Linked DNA regions of Homo sapiens: all the other regions are linked to region 1. Evidence: chromatin loops called from intact Hi-C (ENCODE). Cell type or tissue: CD4-positive, alpha-beta T cell. All regions are shown on one strand. Links, peaks and the distances in the headings refer to the core of each region. The heading gives the core; the rest is flanking DNA.

The links. Peaks named below come from ENCODE experiments on the same cell type or tissue, not always from the same donor. Only the 100,000 strongest peaks of a DNase experiment are listed, where the experiment ranks them.
Region 2: a loop joins it to region 1, with 4 times the contacts of the local background. A loop is called at or near these places in 2 of 110 quality-filtered maps.
Region 3: a loop joins it to region 1, with 2.0 times the contacts of the local background. A loop is called at or near these places in 5 of 110 quality-filtered maps.

What each region holds. Positions count from the first base shown.
Region 1 is chr2:157,895,133-157,900,910 of GRCh38, reverse strand. The region is part of intron 1 of LOC105373714 (a long non-coding RNA gene); the gene reads right to left. Among named protein-coding and RNA genes, the nearest start is that of ACVR1, 22 kb to the right of the region's middle. In CD4-positive, alpha-beta T cell, for the core only: no CTCF peak of the experiment used is centred there; DNase peaks (open chromatin) are centred at 2,170, 3,090 and 3,550; H3K4me3 peaks cover 1,934 bases; H3K27ac peaks cover 3,854 bases.
Region 2 is chr2:156,318,578-156,324,355 of GRCh38, reverse strand. No RefSeq gene overlaps it. Among named protein-coding and RNA genes, the nearest start is that of NR4A2, 11 kb to the left of the region's middle. In CD4-positive, alpha-beta T cell, for the core only: no CTCF peak of the experiment used is centred there; DNase peaks (open chromatin) are centred at 2,075, 2,625 and 3,915; H3K4me3 peaks cover 1,577 bases; H3K27me3 peaks cover 3,976 bases.
Region 3 is chr2:157,779,615-157,785,392 of GRCh38, reverse strand. ACVR1 (activin A receptor type 1) reads left to right here. Exons shown (of 11, transcript NM_001111067.4): 4 at 4,793-5,056. Among named protein-coding and RNA genes, the nearest start is that of ACVR1, 94 kb to the left of the region's middle. In CD4-positive, alpha-beta T cell, for the core only: a CTCF peak has its summit at 3,129; no DNase peak of the experiment used is centred there.

The sequences.
Region 1 (5,778 bases), core at 859-4,858:
CAGCACCAAAAACAGTGCCTGGCACTTAGTAGGTGCTCAATAAGTACTGGTTAAATTGCATTGACTTGAATCTCAGACTCATTAAATTGCAGGCAAGACTTTTTGTTATGTGACATAATAAATACCCAGCCCAAAGCATCTTGATACATAAATACCCTTTGTCTAGTCAGTACCATTCTTTCCTAGGAACTGTCCCCTCCACATGTTTACAAATATGGCAGCGATGGGAGCTGAGTTAATACATTGTGACCCAGTGGCTACCATTAATTCATTCAGGGGTGGCTACCTGACCCAAATGGGATCAATCTTAACCCTTTCCCAGGAGTTTGGAATTAGACTAAGACTCAGGTCAATCTTGCTGCTGTTTGAAAAGGAAGAAACATAAGATGTGGCCTATTGGCAGTTGTGTTTCCCATGTGCACGCATGAACACTACAGCAGGTTAGCTGGCAGCAAGCAAAGAAGGAAGCCAACTGGCAAAACAAAGACAAAAGATGGACAGAGAGTGCTTGTGGTATTTAAGTGTGGTTAAGTGCGACCCACCTACATTCCAGTTCTTGGAGTCTGGGAAACACATGGATTTTCTTATGATAGTCTCTTTTCTCCTTAGGCTATTTTGAGTTGGGCTACTGTTAATTGCAGAGAAAAGATCCTAAGAGGTTTTTTGTTGTTGTTGTTTTAATTATAGTTATGAATTCTGAGTAAACCACACCTTACTTCCTGTAACTATTATATGCACCCATGAAAGGTAAACACTTTAAAAAAAAAATAGGGCCGGGTGCAGTGGCTCATGCCTGTAATTTCAGCACTTTGGGAGGCCGAGGTGGGCAGATCACGAGGTCAAGAGATCGAGACCATCCTGGCCAAAATGGTGAAACCCTGTCTCTACTAAAAATACAAAAATTAGCTGGGCATTGTGGCATGTGCCTGTAGTCCCAGCTACTTGGGAGGCTGAGGTAGGAGAATTGCTTGAACCTGGGAGGTGGAGGTTGCAGTGAGCCGGGATTGCGCATCTGTACTCCAGCCTGGTAACACAGAGAGGTTCTGTCTCAAAAAAAAGAAAGAAAGAAAAAAAAAAGAAATGCTGAGGGACAAATATAACCCGAAACATAACCATAAAACCTTTGGAAACTTAAACGAGAAACAAACTCTGAGTACACTTGTCTCAAGTCTACCTTTAAGCCATCCTCTACAGCCCTTGCACTCCAGTCCTCTTCTTTTGTCCATGCAAACATGGTGACCAATGAGATTCTTCACTGTTTACAATGGTGTGCTCCACTATCATCCCCTGGTTTTTCCATGTGGCAAACTCCGTAACTGGAAACCCTTTCTATTCTAGCTGTTTAGTACATAACTCCTAAAGTTCTCTCTTCTCGTCAGCTTTAAATGACTTCATGGTTGGTTTTGCTTTTATTTTTCTCTGAGGTTTCAATGTACAATTCCAGGAACTAGCTATCTCTATCAACCTGAAACTGTGCCTGGGTTCTACGTTGATAATTTTTTACTAAGCCACAGGGACCATCTGGTCTAAGGTCATGACTCTGTTTGCCATTTGTGCAGCTGCCTGCACATCTGTAGGTTCCGATGCATTCTTTTATTATTGTCTGCTTTCTATTGCATGTTGTCAAAGGCCTGGGGACTGCATCTGTTTGAATTTTGTCTGTAGGGCTCCGAACATAGAGCAGTGTGTGGTTGGGAACACAGAAAACATTACTTTCAGCAAACTGGATTCATAAAGAGTCATGATGAATGGAAATGATGAGGGAGATTTGAGCCCAGGAATAGGGACTGGGTTTCCTATTTACCTCCTCACTAACAATGATGCTTTTAAATGTTCTCGCTCTGAACAACTTTATCAATGCTTTGAGCTGAGACCCACTCACATAATGATTATTTCCTTGTAAGTACTTATTATTTAGTTGAGTTAGCTCTTTCAATATGAAGTTTTTATACTGGTTTTTAGAATTGTTCACCATACATTCTCTTTAACATGTATTCTCTTAGTCTCTCTTTCTGTCTCTGTCTCTCTCTACACACACACACACACACACACACAAACACACACACACGTTCATTTGAACTCAGGTTTTAATGCTGGGTCTATACTTGGCCAACATCTTCAAGGTCACTAATGTTACTTCTTGCCTCTGCTGTGTGGGAGCCAGAGTGTGAGTCATCAGGGTGAATAATGCCTCTGTGATACTACCAGATTGTGTTTGTCTCCACTTCAAAGCTCTTAGTTTTAACAGAATAGTATTTCTCCATCCCGCCCACCCAAACAGCAGTCTAGATGGCTGAGAGGCAACAGTTATATGAACAGTAGTATCATTTCCATAGGATGGGCTACTCCCCACCCGACCCATATTCCTCAAAAAACCTGCAGGACCCTTTATAGAAGTTCTCAGGCAACATTCTAGTCAGGTTTTGTTGACTAGAGATTACAGCTCATCACCTCTTTTTTTTTTCTTCTTTCCTTCCTCCTTCCTTCCTTCCTTCCTCTCTCTCCCCCTTCCCTTCCTCTCTCCTTTCCCTTCCCTTTCCCTTTCCATTTTTGAGAGGGAGTCTCACTCTGTCACCCAGGCTGGAGTGCAGTGGCGCAATCTTGGCTCACCGTAACCTCCGCCTCCCGGGTTCAAGCGATTCTCCTGCCTCAGCCTCCCGAGTAGCTGGGATTACTGGCGCTACCACCACACCCGACTAATTTTTTTGTATTTTGAGTACAGATGGGGTTTCACCATGTTACCCAGGATGGTCTCAATCTCCTGACCTCATGATCCACCAGCCTCGGCCTCCTAAAGTGCTGGGATTACAGACATGAGCCACTGTGCCTGGCCTCCTTCCTTCCTTTTCTTTCCATTCTTTTTTTGCCTCACATAGGTCTATAAATCTGCCATTTCTGATCCATCTTCAGTGATCTTTTTTTTTTCATAGTTCACTGCAACCTCGAACTCCTGGGTCCAAGCAATCCTCCCATCTCAGCCTCCCAAGTAGCTTGAACTACAAGTGTGCACCACGGCACCTGTTTTTCAGTTACTGCTCTTCCCTTTAATCTTTCACTTTCTTTTTCATTCACCAAAGACTTTATGACTGAGTTTGTCAAAAAAAAAAAAAAAAAAAAAGAGAAGCAGTGAAAGGAAGAACAGAAGAAAGGAAGCAAGCAAGCAAGCAAGCAAGCAAGCAAGCAAGCAAGCAAGCAAGCAAGCCAGACAGACAGAAAGAGAAAGACCAGACATGGTGGCTCATGCCTGCAAGCCCAGCACTTTGAGAGGCTGAGGCAGGCAGATTGGTTGAGTCCAGGAGCTCAAGACCAGCCTGGGCAATGTGGTGAAACCCCGTCTCTACAAAAAATACAAAAATCAGTTGGGCATGGTGCACATGTAGTCCCAGCTACTCAGAAGGCTGAGGTGGGAGGATTGCTTGAGCCCGGGAGGTTGAGGCTGCAGTGGGCTATGATCATACCACTGCACTCTAGCCTAGGCAACAGAGCAAGACCTTCTCTCAAAAACAAAAACAAACCAAAAAAAGTCTTTAAACCCAAGAATCAACTCCCACTTCCACAGCCTCCTTGTGGCTCCTCTCACAGGAACACTTTATTTTAAAAGTCATGTGACTCTGGTGAGACTACAGTGCAGAGTGGCCATGATGGAAAGAATAATGGTGGAACTGCTACCATTGAGCACCTAATCACAGTGCCAGCTGGTTTACACACCTATTTCAGTAACTCCCCAAAACTGAAGTAAGCCTTATTATCTTTTTTACCCATGAGTAGAGTGAGGTTCAGAGATACTCAATAACTTGCCCAAGATCATAGCCATTAAGCAGAAAGGAGGAAAATAACCAACTCTGTACGGTGACGAGATTCATGCTTTTTTTGGTCAGGGGAGGGGGGCTCAGTTGCTTGGTGAGAGAGGAGATATTAACCTGTCTAGACTTCCTAGTTTTTCTATGTCCTGCCTTTCTTGCTGCGAATTTATGGGATAACTTGAGAATATAATTTTCTCTGATCATTCCTATGTCACTTCCCAAAGCATTTCTCATTGTCGTCAATGGTATCTGGGTATATTTCCCCATACTCATGAATAACATACCTTAGAAATTTTGCCAGTCCTCATTCGTGTCCTACACGTGTTAATCAAATGTCTTCTAGGCCTAGGGTAATGGTGTATAATCTATCATCCAAACTGGGACACTTTTGAGATGAAAAAGAGTGCTATTAATAATTATGCTGGGCACACTGGGATGTATGGCCACCCATTTAGAACAAACTATAGTCAAGCTAATGTCTCCTATGGACAAGGAGGGTATGAGTAGAATAGTCCAGCCTTAACTAGACAGAGAACAGAGGTTGTGGGGGAGAGAAGCTAAATCTACCAAATTCCAACCGTTTTGTCTCACTAGCAGTTGTTGTATTTCTGGGCCTGAGTGTGTGTGGTGAAAGAAGGAAGGTAGCTGAAAACCTCTCAGAATTAGAATTATCACTATCTCCATTCCTTAAGAAAGTGGTGCTCAAACTTCAGTGTGCTTAAGAATTACCAGTTGTTTTTAAATAAAATGCAGATCCCTGAACTATATGCCTTAGAGATGCTGAAAATACAGTCTGAGATGGGCCCTGGAAACTGCATTTTAACATCCTCCTGTAAAGATTTTGATCTAGGTAATTTATAAATTACCCTGGGAAGAAAAACAGTATTTCCTTGATAGAAAAATTCCTGCATAATCACTCTACAAAGACAGGCACAATTTCAGAGGAAGTCCTTGCGGGACTCAATAACACAACTGTTTACAACACTGATATTTGTTCAAAGATACTGTCTATATGACCTGAATCACTACTTGAATCAAATAATTTAAACCACATTAACCTTACAATTACTTTCAGCATAGATTCTTAGGGATTCCTAGCCAAATATATATAATTTATCTTTACATATATGGTATTATATATATTCTTAGTATCTTTATATTATAGTCAAAGAAAAGAGAATAACATTTTCTGTGCTTTCTGATAATCACAGTAATAATAGTTTTTATATATTAAACATTGTTCTTCTGTCAGACATTTATATACATTACCTTGAATACAAAAAGCCTTGAAGGTAAGTCAGTCAAGCGAGCTCTGTTTCAGACAGGATGTACTACAGGCTCAGAGAAGCTAGGTGACTCGCCTGAAGCCTCACAGCTAGTAACTGGCAGAGTTGCCATTTAAAACCAGGTCACCTGCCTCACACTTGAAATATTTAGTGAACTCATAAGCACCCTGTGAATACTGAAAAATACTGGTTGGAAGGCCACATCATGCATGAAAGCTAGTATGACCTTTCTAGAATAATAATTCCTAGACAGAGAGAAGAACTGAATGGTGACTTTGAGACATGAAAAGGCATTTCTCTGAAATAAAAAGGCTGAAGAAAGCCGATGATCGGTTAACATTTGGGAAACTCTGAGGTACAGCTAACCATTTGCCAGGCTAGCCTTTGGATTTATTTCTTTTTTGTTGGCTGTGCTGCTGCTACGCTCTTTATTCATATTTTCAAGGAAACACAAGTAAAGCGAATGTTCTCTAATTGCGCTCCCTTCCTGCAGTAAGCCCGCTCCTCCTGAGCACCCGGGCTGGTTCCATACGCAGCTCGTTGTGTGGAAGGGCTGGTGGCAGCTGCAAGTTGGTGTGTGACACATTGAGTAGTCATATTTCTCTTCTCTGTGGCCCTCCAAAGCCCTTTCCAACATAACTTTTCCCCATCTGTTCTCGTTTGCACTGCATAATAGGGGACAGGTTTTG
Region 2 (5,778 bases), core at 624-4,623, 1.6 Mb after region 1:
ATAGGTCACTTATTCAATATCTGAATTTTAAACAGCCTAAATCTATTCTGGCAAAAGAAATCAGGTGAACCAGAATAATTATGCAGATAATTCAGTAAAATATTTTTTCTTAACCAGAATTTTCCAGTCTGGTGACCAATATTTATTAGGATCAATTTAGAATATCTCAATTCTTCTGTTAACTTTGCAAGTAAGTGTAGCTTTCAGGAGAGAAGTTCTGGAGACCCAAAAGCTTTTGAACTTGAGCAAGGTCAGAGTCTAGTCAAGTACTTGTCTTGCACAGTGATTAGGAAGTATCTTTTTAAGACTCAAGAAGTCAACATGGATTTGAGGAGTGTTGTATGTAATCTCCGATTTTCCAATTTCTCAATTTACAACTGTTGGGTCATGGAGAAAGGGCAAAGCAGTTCAGGCCCTTTGGGCCTTGGGTCACTTTGGCACAGAGCAGAACTCAGTAGAGGTAGTTCTTACAACTCTTTATTTTCCTCATTCAGTGGATGGTGATGAGGTGCAATTTGTAGTTTTAGAATAGAATTTCTCCCGTGTAAGTTTCTCAGGTACATGATAAAATATCTATGTGTTGGGTCTTGGGCCTAGTATAAGCAAGTTGTATCCGGGCCTCTAGGATTCCACCCAGCACCAACTTTCAAAAAAGAAAGGAAACTGATGCTGTAGAAGCTGCTTCCACTCAGAACCCTTGTCCTTGGGCAAATGAAGTCCAACGAGTTTCACCTTAGGGCAGCTGTGAATTCATAGAGAGCATAAGATGGGGACGGTCTCCTTCGCTGACCCTAGTGAATTACAGATGGCCTTTGGGTCACTGAAATTTATGAAGAGTGTTATTGTTTTTAAAATGCAGAGTTAGAACTGTAAATTGCCACGAGAGCGCTCAGGTTTTCTTTTGTTTGTTTCCCCTCTTTTTAAAAGACACGTTTTGCGGGTCAGCAAAAAGAGAGAATGCAGGTGTCGGTGGTAATATAAGGTTATTTTTACGAGATGCGTTTTTCTCCGGGTAACTGAGGGACAAATAGGGTGGCCACATAAGAGATTAAATAATAACGAAATGTTCAATTTCTTGACTTTCTTGAAAGGATGAGACTAGCCATATCATTTTGTTTTCACATCTTATGCCCAAGTAAAGCCACAAAGCAGTAAGTAAAGCGAAAGAGAAAAGCTCTTTAGAAATGCTGGGAATCTGCAGAGCCTTCAGCACTCATCTCCCTCCCAGGTGTCTGCAGCCCTGAGACAATGACATTCCGTCACACAATCCCCGAGAGTTGAACCCAGAAACGAACTCTGTGACTGGTTCTCCCTTAAGGAAGCGGCTGCGCAACACCCAAGGCCAAGGGGGTGTCGGGTAGTTCGCCTCCCGGGAATTTGGGGTCAAAGGAGGCAGAGATGACCCTCCACCATGTCCGCGTGCCGACTGCACCGGCTCGCGGAACATTCAGTTGTGATTCCTAAGTTGCAAATTGGCTAGTGCCTTTTCTGTTTCACAGAGTCGCTGTCAAACTCCCGGCCGGCCGCGCACCGAGTTGCTCGGGTGAAGAGCGTCGCATGCATTGCCCCTGCATCTTTCCAGATGCAGCTGAGGACTTTTCTTGTCCTAATGTTTCTAGGAGTAAAGTGAGGAAAAACAGCAGACACGCTGCATTGCCAAAAGCCAGACGTTGCATTACCTTCTTCAGAAAGAGATTAAACTTTGTAATGAGGGCTTCATACCGCCCTCGTATTCCCGCGTCCTCTTAAGCATTTCAGTTATTGTGTATCGTTCCAGCAATGGAAAATATATGATCATTGTTCCGAAGACATGACCATACAGTTCTCAGCTCTGAGGGAAGGTCTAATTTTAAGTCTTTGCTATCTAGCCCCATTTTGAGTTTATGGAAAGATGGCCTTAATTCAAAGCTCGAGTGAGCAGTGAGCAGCGCTGTCGCCTGCTCCTTCCTGAGGTCTGCCTTCTGCGGTCCAGGCGACCGCCACAATTTCTTTCGGTGCCCTGCTGGCCTTCCGCTGTGGATGGGTGGATGTGTGTGTGTGTGTGTGTGTGAGAGAGAGAGAGAGTATTTGGGGTACTGATTCTCACAAGAGAGATATGTAAGGCCCAGGGAGCCGATGGCGCCCTGCAGTGACAGCGGCACCCAACGACCTTGTGTATTTCTTTCTGGCACTGGACTCCATTCCTAGATAGTTTAGGTGGCTCCTCCCCTAAAAAACACCGGTCATAAGTCTTACGGGCCACTGGTTCTCCGCATGCAAGGAGCACAACAAGGAGATATAGATATTCTTGCAAACTTAAGAATGTCATTTGAAGGTTCAATTTCACTTTGTTTGGAGAATCTCTTGGCTTTCTCGGTGTCAGTGCGTCACCGAGAATATCAAATTATCTAATTGTATTTTAAACCTAGGCGTCGGCATTGCAGAAATGTTTCCAAGATACAAACAGATCTGTGAGGGAAAAGTTTAATTTCATTGCAATATTTTGATCACAGAGTTTTCCAGTACAGGATACAATTCCATCTCGCCAGGTCCTATACAGGGGAGTGACACCAGAGCACTTCTAGGCATCGCGCGTGTTGCGCGTCTTCGAGCCACCAGTTCCCCGCCTCGCGTCGCACGCTCGTCCGTTTCCTTTTGTATCCGCCGCGCGGCAGCGCCGAGGTGCCGAGAGTAAAGGCTGGGGGGCTCCCTGCCTGGGCCTCGCCTCTCTCTGTGGAAGACGCGCTTGTCTCAAGCCCCGATGCTCTCAAATCCAGGTCAAAAATGGAGACCGTTTCCCTCAAGGTGGAAGGGGAAAGGAGAGTATCTATTCTTGGAGATTTTAAAACTTTTTCTCAGTATTATTTTCACTATTGAATAGAGGTCTGGAAGTGAGTTTCTCATATATTCTTCTCCAAAGGAGGTTGTAAGGTCCCCTCTCCATTTGTCCCCGCTGTCAGAATAGGAATGCTTGCATAGTGGCCGCACCCCGGAATTTCTCAGGATTCCAAGCTTCCCAGGCAACTATGGGCTGGGACTGACTCAATTTTGGAGTCTCATGGAGGAGGAAGAGGGTTTGGGGTCTCAGCCGACGCCCAGTTAACCCTTCTTCCCCATAGGGCTCAGCCACAACTTAAAAAAAAAAGCGCACCCAATTCCAAGTCTTCGGGAAAGGTTCTGCTTAGATCGGTGCATCCGACAGAACTCGAACCCGAGCAATCACGTTTCGCACCCCTGCATTTATTGTGTTCAGTCGATACTGGCTGACTGCTCGTAAAGCAAGATATGAATTCCAAACAGGTCATCACTTTTTAGTAATTCGTTTTTAATAATAAAATGAACATATGGAAATCCCCATTTTACTTTTAAATTTTGCTAGAAACCAAAATATTGCACATAACTATTTAGGATGGCAAGACTGTGATTTAAAGTCATTTTCCTTTAGTATGTTCCCCGAGACCATTAGGAGCGACAGCTGGGGCCGCAAGAAAGATCTTTCCTCCGACTTTGACTTTGCCTTTCCTTAGGAAAAGTCCAGCTTCCGTCGGAGGGCGCCTGGTGGGGCGGTCCTGACGCGGGAAAGCAGGGCCCCACCCCACGCTGGGGGCGCTCGAAGAGAGCGGCAATTTTGTTCCCTAGCCGCGAAGTGCGCTCTGGGCCCTGCAGACAGTGGCGGGAGAATTCCAGAAAGCAGGGTTCTTGCCGCGTACTCCCCACCCCCACCCCCACGCCTTCTTATTAGTCACCCCCCAACCCCTCCTCCCAGCATAGTCTTATTTCGAGGCTTCGGAATTACTGGAGAGGACTTGTGTCCGCGATCCGCCCTGCGGCGAAAATGGAGACACAAGCCCTCCTGCTCTGCCCACTGCGTTTTGGAGACGTAGTTTGACTTTGCGGCTTGCAGTCGTAGACTTTGCGGAGAGAGCCTTGGAGCAATTAGGACGCATTCACTTGGGTGAACTTTGTTTCCTCGGTGTCCCTCCCTTTCCTCCCCAGCTGCTCCCTGCGTCTTCCTCAGCTGTTCTACACCCCCCCGCCCCCCACCCTCAGGGCGAAGGCTGCAACAGGCTGCCGTCGCCTCTAGGTCGCGTCTGTTGCGCTAGGGCACGAGCACAGGAGGCGGAGCGCGTCTCCTGCTTCTCCCTGCACCCAACGATTTCCGGTCAGTCTCTGGTCTCTTGGAACGCTGAGCTGGACTGGGGCGACCTCCCACGCGACACTGGGGAAAACTCTTTTTCTAGTGGTGAGGGCGCACAAAAGGGCGGGGCAGAGGCGCGTCCGCACCTCGTGGAGGTCTAGGAGAGGGGCCCAGACGCCCATGCCACAACCATGCTCCACACGTGTGCTCACGACCCAAAGCTCTGAAGATAGATTGTGCGTTCCCGCCCTGCTTTCAGGTCTCCTCGCAACGCATGTAATGAGCCCTAGGCCTGCGAGCGCTGGAGCGAGCGTCTAGTCAAGTGGCCAGATCAGGGCTGCGCCTGTAGGGGCCTTGGGGCCGCCTGTACGCTTATCTTCCCGCGGCTGGGAGCGCTCCTTCTTCTCTACAAGATGCTGACTGCGGGCCGCTCGCTGCCCTCTTCTCGGCTTAGCTGAACCCTGTCGCGCCGAGTTTAACTAGACACAGCGCCGAGCCGGCACCTGGATCCTAGCAGAGCTCAACTTCAACGCTTTTCTCCTCATTTCTTCTTCCCACACTTAATCTTTCTCACTCCCATTTTTTCTTATTTCTATCTCAACCTGTGTTTAGATAAACTAGGATTTCCAGGACATGTGTCACCCGTTCTAGCAGATACAATGCCCAAGTTTCTGCTAGAGACGTCCCTGGTACAGTAGAGGGCGGCTGCTGCGAGTGTGAGAAGTCTTTCATCGGGTACTAGAGGGACTTCCAGAGGGATTGAGTCTACCACAATTTCTTGGCTCTGGAAGCTTGGACAAGAGGATTGTTTTGACAGACTCAAATTAAATTGGGATTTCGAGAAGGGTAAGGACAGAGAGAGGACTCCTCATCAATAAGCTGCAAATAGGCCAGTGTTTTTCAAACTGAGGGTCCTGACCCATTAGTGGTTTTCAAAGATATTATATTGGGTTGCCATCAGAATTTTCTTCTAAAGAAATGAAAGAATAATAGAATAGAAATTATGAGGGCTTTGCAGGATAGCAAAAATATAAGACGTCTAAGCATTGTTTGCTGCAATTTTTCTTGGGTGACACTATGAAATATATTTATGGGGGGGTCTCAGTTAAAAAGGTTGATAGTGTCACTACTGAGGACCAATTGTACATGAAGTGAGAGAAAGGGCTGCCTTTATTGAGAGATACTGATAAGGGAATCTCAGCACTGTGGTTTTCTTTTCTTTTCTTTTTCTTTCTTTCTTTTCTTTTCTTTTCTTTTTTTTTTTTTTTTGAGATTGAGATGGAGTCCTCGCTCTGTCGCCCAGGCTGGAGTGCAGTGGTGTGTTCTCAGCTCACTGCAGCCTCTGTCTCCCTGACAGGTGCGGGCACCCCACCCAGCTTTTTTTTTTTTCTTTTTTGTGTGTTTCTAGTAGAGATGGGGTTTCACAGTGTTGGCCAGGCTGGTCTCAAACCCCTGACCTCAGGTGATCCACCTGCCTTGGCCTCCCAAAGTGCTGGGATTACAGGTGTGAGCCACCATGCCTGGCCTACTACTGTGGTTTTCTGGCCAGTCCTCTTTCTTCACTCTGGTTTGTTCGTTTTTGGTCACCACTCCAATGGACTTCTGTATCTCTTTATCCTCTGGCCTGTTATCTGCTTGAAGCCAGGTGGGTGTCATAAGGA
Region 3 (5,778 bases), core at 1,038-5,037, 120 kb after region 1:
CGGATTAGGAGACGATGGAAGGACTCCTATAATCTATAAACCTCATATAAGCTTGCCATTTCAAATGAATGAATTGTTTAGAGTGTTGGAAGGAGTCCAGGGATACTTGAGTTCCTTTTTTAGCTATACAAATTTTGAGCTATTGGACTTTTATAATTACAGTCTAATTTCTGCATTATGATTTGTACTACTTTGAGGTGAACTTGTAAAAAATTCAGCCTGTTCCTTTTGCTGCCCTCTAGGACAAATCATGGCCATGGGCCGGTTTGTTTACTTGTAGCATTTTCTTATTTGTCTTTTATGTCAAAGACATTAGTGGGAAATGTTGGTTTTTGTGCACCATTTAGAGTAATACTCAGTTTCAATGCCTTAAAGCATTGCAGAGTGCATGACTGGGCAGGCGTGAATAGGTAAGTCCACAGTGTTGTGATTGCTAAAGTCCCACTTAAACATAAATGTGAATACTTTTACCATGAAGTACAAGATTATACCAAATTGTGGACAGTTTTTAAAAGTCCACGATGTTCTTTGGTCTGCCTCTCTCTCTGCTAGTCCGGCATTAGACTCGGAGGAGGTGTGCCCAGGTGGTGAACTGAGGATCATACAGAGCAGGAAAAATCTTTTTAAAGAGCTGGCCATGGTGAACTCCTGGGATTCCCAGCCTGCACCGCTGGTTTGTGGAGCCAGCCCCGTATTCTCCCTGGCGGTTCCGAAGCAGTCCCTGTTTGTGGTCAGAACTCCCTGCTGTTCCCAGCCAGCCCAGGCTGCGAGTGTTTTCACACGGCTCTGGCTCTGGTGATACAAAGGGCACGCAGTGCCAGCCATAACACTGAGTAATGCCGGGAGGTGCCTTCTAGAACAAACAATGTGGGTGAGCTCTGCAGAGAGGGAATACCTCTGGCTTGACATTTAAATTACTGAATTATTCAAATGAATGTCAATTAGGTGGAGTAGACTTTCTGCCTTCTGCCAGGGCACTTCCTGGATATTCGCACAGGCAAGTGTAAAATACTTTACATCAGATACGGTGCTTCCTGTCAGTACTGTTGAAAATCAGTCACAGAATCTGATTATCTGTTCCTTGGTGTTCCTTGATGTGTACTGTATTTATATCACAGCCTGAAAGATTAGGAGTCCACACACCCATACCTGTGGCCCTGAAAGGGGTTTTGTGATCATTCTCGAACCCCACCCCCACTCCCACACCAAATAAAATATCACAGGCCCACACATGTTATGCTTATTCCTAAATTTGACAAGACTGAAAAAGTGAGTCATGGACATTTGGAGTCCCGCTGTCTTCCTTAGAATTGTGGATATTAAGATCCGAGAATGCTATTACTACCTTGCTTTAAACCTTCTTTGTTGACTTCATAATTCTAGTTCAGAAAATACTTCCATCTACTCCACTCTGTCAGATGAAATTGCCAAGGTGGCACGTAGCGAATGTGAGTGTGTGCATGCATGTGTGTGCACCTGTGTGGTCATCCTGTCATTCTTATGAATTTAGGGTCTTCATTTATATTTGGGTATATATAAAAAATAAATACATGATGAAGGACTTTGCTAATTAGTTATATGGGAATATACAAAGTAAGAAGATTGAACAGTGGATGAGGAACAGAATAGGAAAGAGAAGTTAGTGAAGGTTTTGTACTTCCCTGTTAGCTGTTAGACTCAGCTCAGGGTTCTTTCATATCAGAGATTGAGTTAATTATTACGTATCATTAACAGTTGTCTTTCCTTGCCTTTTTCCCCAGTTGTGGAGGGTAGGTTATGAAAACCCTGGTATTTCACATCTTACTGAAAAGAATCACCAACTTACAGGCAGTTAATCCCTGGTTGTCCACATACAACTACAGGAAGTATATAAAGAATTTAAGGAGAGTGCTTAATAAACAGATGAATCTCTTTGATTTAGTTTGTGACCCTGCAGGATTAAAGCCTAGGTACACCACAGAGTTAGGTATAATGAGTTAAATTTTACTGAAGGTGATATTTACTTGAGGCTGTCACGTCTGGCAAACTCTTTAGGTTATAGTCCAAACGTCTGCCAGGCTCCCTGCACAGCCTGTCAAAAACTAGAGACCTTGGAAAAGCAGTGCCCCTTCCTGCATCTGTGTACTTAGAATTTAGTTTGGGATGGAACTTTAAAAACAGTTTATTTTGAGAGCACATTAGAGAAATGATTGTTGTTGTTACTTTATTTTTTTAAAATTTGGCATTTTTAAATTACAAGCATGGGTGTCCTTAATCCTTTGGTTCCCTGGACTGTCCGTTTAGGACCATTTAGGACCAATGATGAGCAGGCTCTCTTCTAGTCTAGCGTTGCTGGTTTATTGTTATTCTTAGCAGCCCATACGTTCAGCGAGCTGAGTAAATCATACTCGTCAATTCATTGTCAGTCCATGAACAGCTCTCTCCTACTTTATTTTTATTTTGCTCCTTCATCCCAGTGCTAACCCCTTATCCCCAAACCAGTGTCAACAGGCACATACTCTTCAATGGGTTAGGTATATATCCTGGGGTATCTATGATCTTTTAAAAGTACTCGGGATGTTAAAATACATGTTTGTGTTTCAAATTTACATAAATTGCATTATTTCAGGTTTAAGCATAGTCTTTTCAATTCTCTGCCATAGATCACAAGCAAATTAGTCTGACACCATGAACTCTCCCCCTCACTCCACCCATCCACTTCCCTCCAAAGAATCATCACCTGTTGGGCAGCATAGTTGGCAGCCCTCAGCCTGCTTTGTGCCATTCAAGAGTGGCAAGCATGTCTAGACTCCCTGGAAATATTATCCTTCAGCTCTCTTTTGGCAAGTGTAAACTTTTTGCTGGATTATGTCAACAGATATACATGTTTCTCATCCTCATAGAAATAGATTGGTGCTGGAATTTCCTTCGGATTTCTCCAGGCAAGGAACATAAAGACTATCTCTTTGCTCATTAAAACTTTTGCTCATTAAGAATGTTTGAGGGCTCTTGATTCTCAGGGGTGAGACTGGTGACATACATAGACTGTCAGCGGCTATTTTGGATTTTCTGCTTTCAGGCATGTCTTTGCTCTTGGATGAGCCCCTTGTGGTTTTCAAAGGAACTAGCAAGTCAATTATAAATAGAAGGCTGTGTCTGTGTGTCTGCATGCACTTACTCTGTGGGACGAGGCACCCACATTACAGTGGGCAGTGAACTATTTTTCCACTTCTTTGAAGAGGGAAGAAGAAAGATTAAGAATGCTTTTCTCTTTTTGAGATAACCCACATCTCTACACACACCCACACAAATCTGTGTAAATGAACTTGACATTTTCAAAGACCTTACCTTAAGGTCTCCTCTGGAAAGCACAGCCACCCAACCTGTTATTTTAAGAAAGAAGCATTTATCTCCTAGACCCACTACTGAGGGTTCAGGGATTAGAAGGCAGCCTCTATGTGCCATAGACCTTTGGAGGGAGCTCTGAAAGCTGAATTTCCTAATATGAACAGTGCTTCGGCAAAAGTGGCCTCAGCTAACTAATCAGTGGCCTCTAGGACTTGGCTGTTTACATTTTATCCTCTGTTTCCTTCCCCACTAGTAGAAACTGTGGGACCAGCAAGTCTAAACTAATCATACTGACAAGGGAAGAGAAAAGAGTAATGTGAAAATGCAGATGCAAATAAGTATTCTCAGAAAGAGACAATTAAGCAGAGTGATTAGATGTGCTTCCCTGATCATCCGTTTCTGCCTCTTTCCATTGCACCTTGAACTCCCTAGGTGTGTATTCTTCCAGTGGTCCCACCTGTCACCTTACTGTTCAAACATTATTCGGTTCTCTTGGTCTCCTTGTGCCCTCATTCTCCATATTTGGCACCATTTTTTTCCTGCCAGCCAAAAATTCTTAAGCAGGTGTTAATTCCCACTATAATCTATGTAAACTTTAGTGTTACCACTAGTGAAAAAGTTAGTCTAGGCATCTAGCTGGAAATATTGGTACCATGGATTGTAATTATAGATTGTACAGCCTTGCAAACTCTTATTATATTACAGGTTGAACATCTCAAATCCCAAAACCTGATACTTGAACTGCTCTGGAATCCAAACCTTTTTTAGCATTGACCCAATGCTCAATAGAAATGCTCATTGGAGCATTTTGAATTCTGGATTTTTGGATTTGAGATGCTCAGCCAGGATAAATACAACTATTCCCCAATCCAGAAAAATTTTTAAATTTGAAACTTTTCTGGTCTCAAACATTTCGAGTAAGGGATACTCAGTTTGTAGTATATTTCTGCCATGTACCTGCAAGAATGTCAGCATTCCTTGTTTTACGAGTTGATGGGGATTTGTACAGAGCTAGCAAAAATTAGTATTAATAGCTGCCATATATTTAGGAGCTTTTTTTTTGGAATAGAATAAAGGTGATAAACATTATGTTCCAGTAAAACATTTTATTTTGATGCAGTAATTGGGATCTTAGAGCCAATCACGCTGAAGGTTATATGAACACCACAGGGGGAGAAGCTCATTTTCAGAAGTCTGTGGACAGATGATAGCCAGTCTTTGTCCTAATATGATCTAAAAGGGTGCACAGCTTATATAAATGAATCGCTATGTTGAGAGGCAATTATTATTTGTTGGTTGGTTAGGTGACAAGGTGACAGAATGTGGACCTCATGGTTGATGGTGATGCTTAGCTTGACTTTCTGTTGATAGAGGTGTTTGGAATGGTCATTCCCTCAATGAAGGTGAAACTCATACGGTAATTCCTCTTTTTTTTTTTTTTCCCCTTCCTTTCTCTCCTTTGCAGATGAGAAGCCCAAGGTCAACCCCAAACTCTACATGTGTGTGTGTGAAGGTCTCTCCTGCGGTAATGAGGACCACTGTGAAGGCCAGCAGTGCTTTTCCTCACTGAGCATCAACGATGGCTTCCACGTCTACCAGAAAGGCTGCTTCCAGGTTTATGAGCAGGGAAAGATGACCTGTAAGACCCCGCCGTCCCCTGGCCAAGCCGTGGAGTGCTGCCAAGGGGACTGGTGTAACAGGAACATCACGGCCCAGCTGCCCACTAAAGGTTCCCATGGACTTTTCTATTTCTAGATCAAGGGGTTTTGTTAGTGTTGTCCTGGGTCCGTGTGGGTTAAAGATCTAAGTAGCTATGAGGCATTCCACCTACATTTTGAATCAGAGGCGAAGAGCTACAAGGAAGGTCACCCTGGGTGAAGAAGAGAAAGGAACAGCCTTTTGGCATCTAAAAGAAGGATGGGCATTTTGGGGAATGTAAGCAAGGTGATGTCCATCTTGGGGACAGCTTAGCTGACCAGTTAGCTTTCTCTTGGTTGCTGTGACTCAGGTGAACAGCTCCCAATACCTTTTTATGTTACTGACCCATGATGTCATTCATAATTTCTGAAACAATTCTGCTAGTAAATACTCATCTCTGTGTCAAGTGTGTAGGGAGGAAAACAGAACGGACTGGTGACTGAGTGGAATGCCTTTCCTGTTTTATGAGGAAGGAGATAAAAGAAGGCTCACTGACCTCTTCTCCCATATCTGATGCCCAGTGACCCTATCACTGAAATTTGAAGCAGGATGAGATTTCGCACAAACCCTGTAGTTTTTGTGGAATCTTCTCTCTACCATCAGTACAGATTGCATATGCTAAGGAAACCAGTCCAGCTCTGAAACTGTTTCCCTATTAAATGAGCCCTAAATTGCAATCTTAAAGTCTCTGCAAACATTTATGTAAACTCATTCCAAGCCAAATTTATTCTCTTACCATATAGTACATTTTTA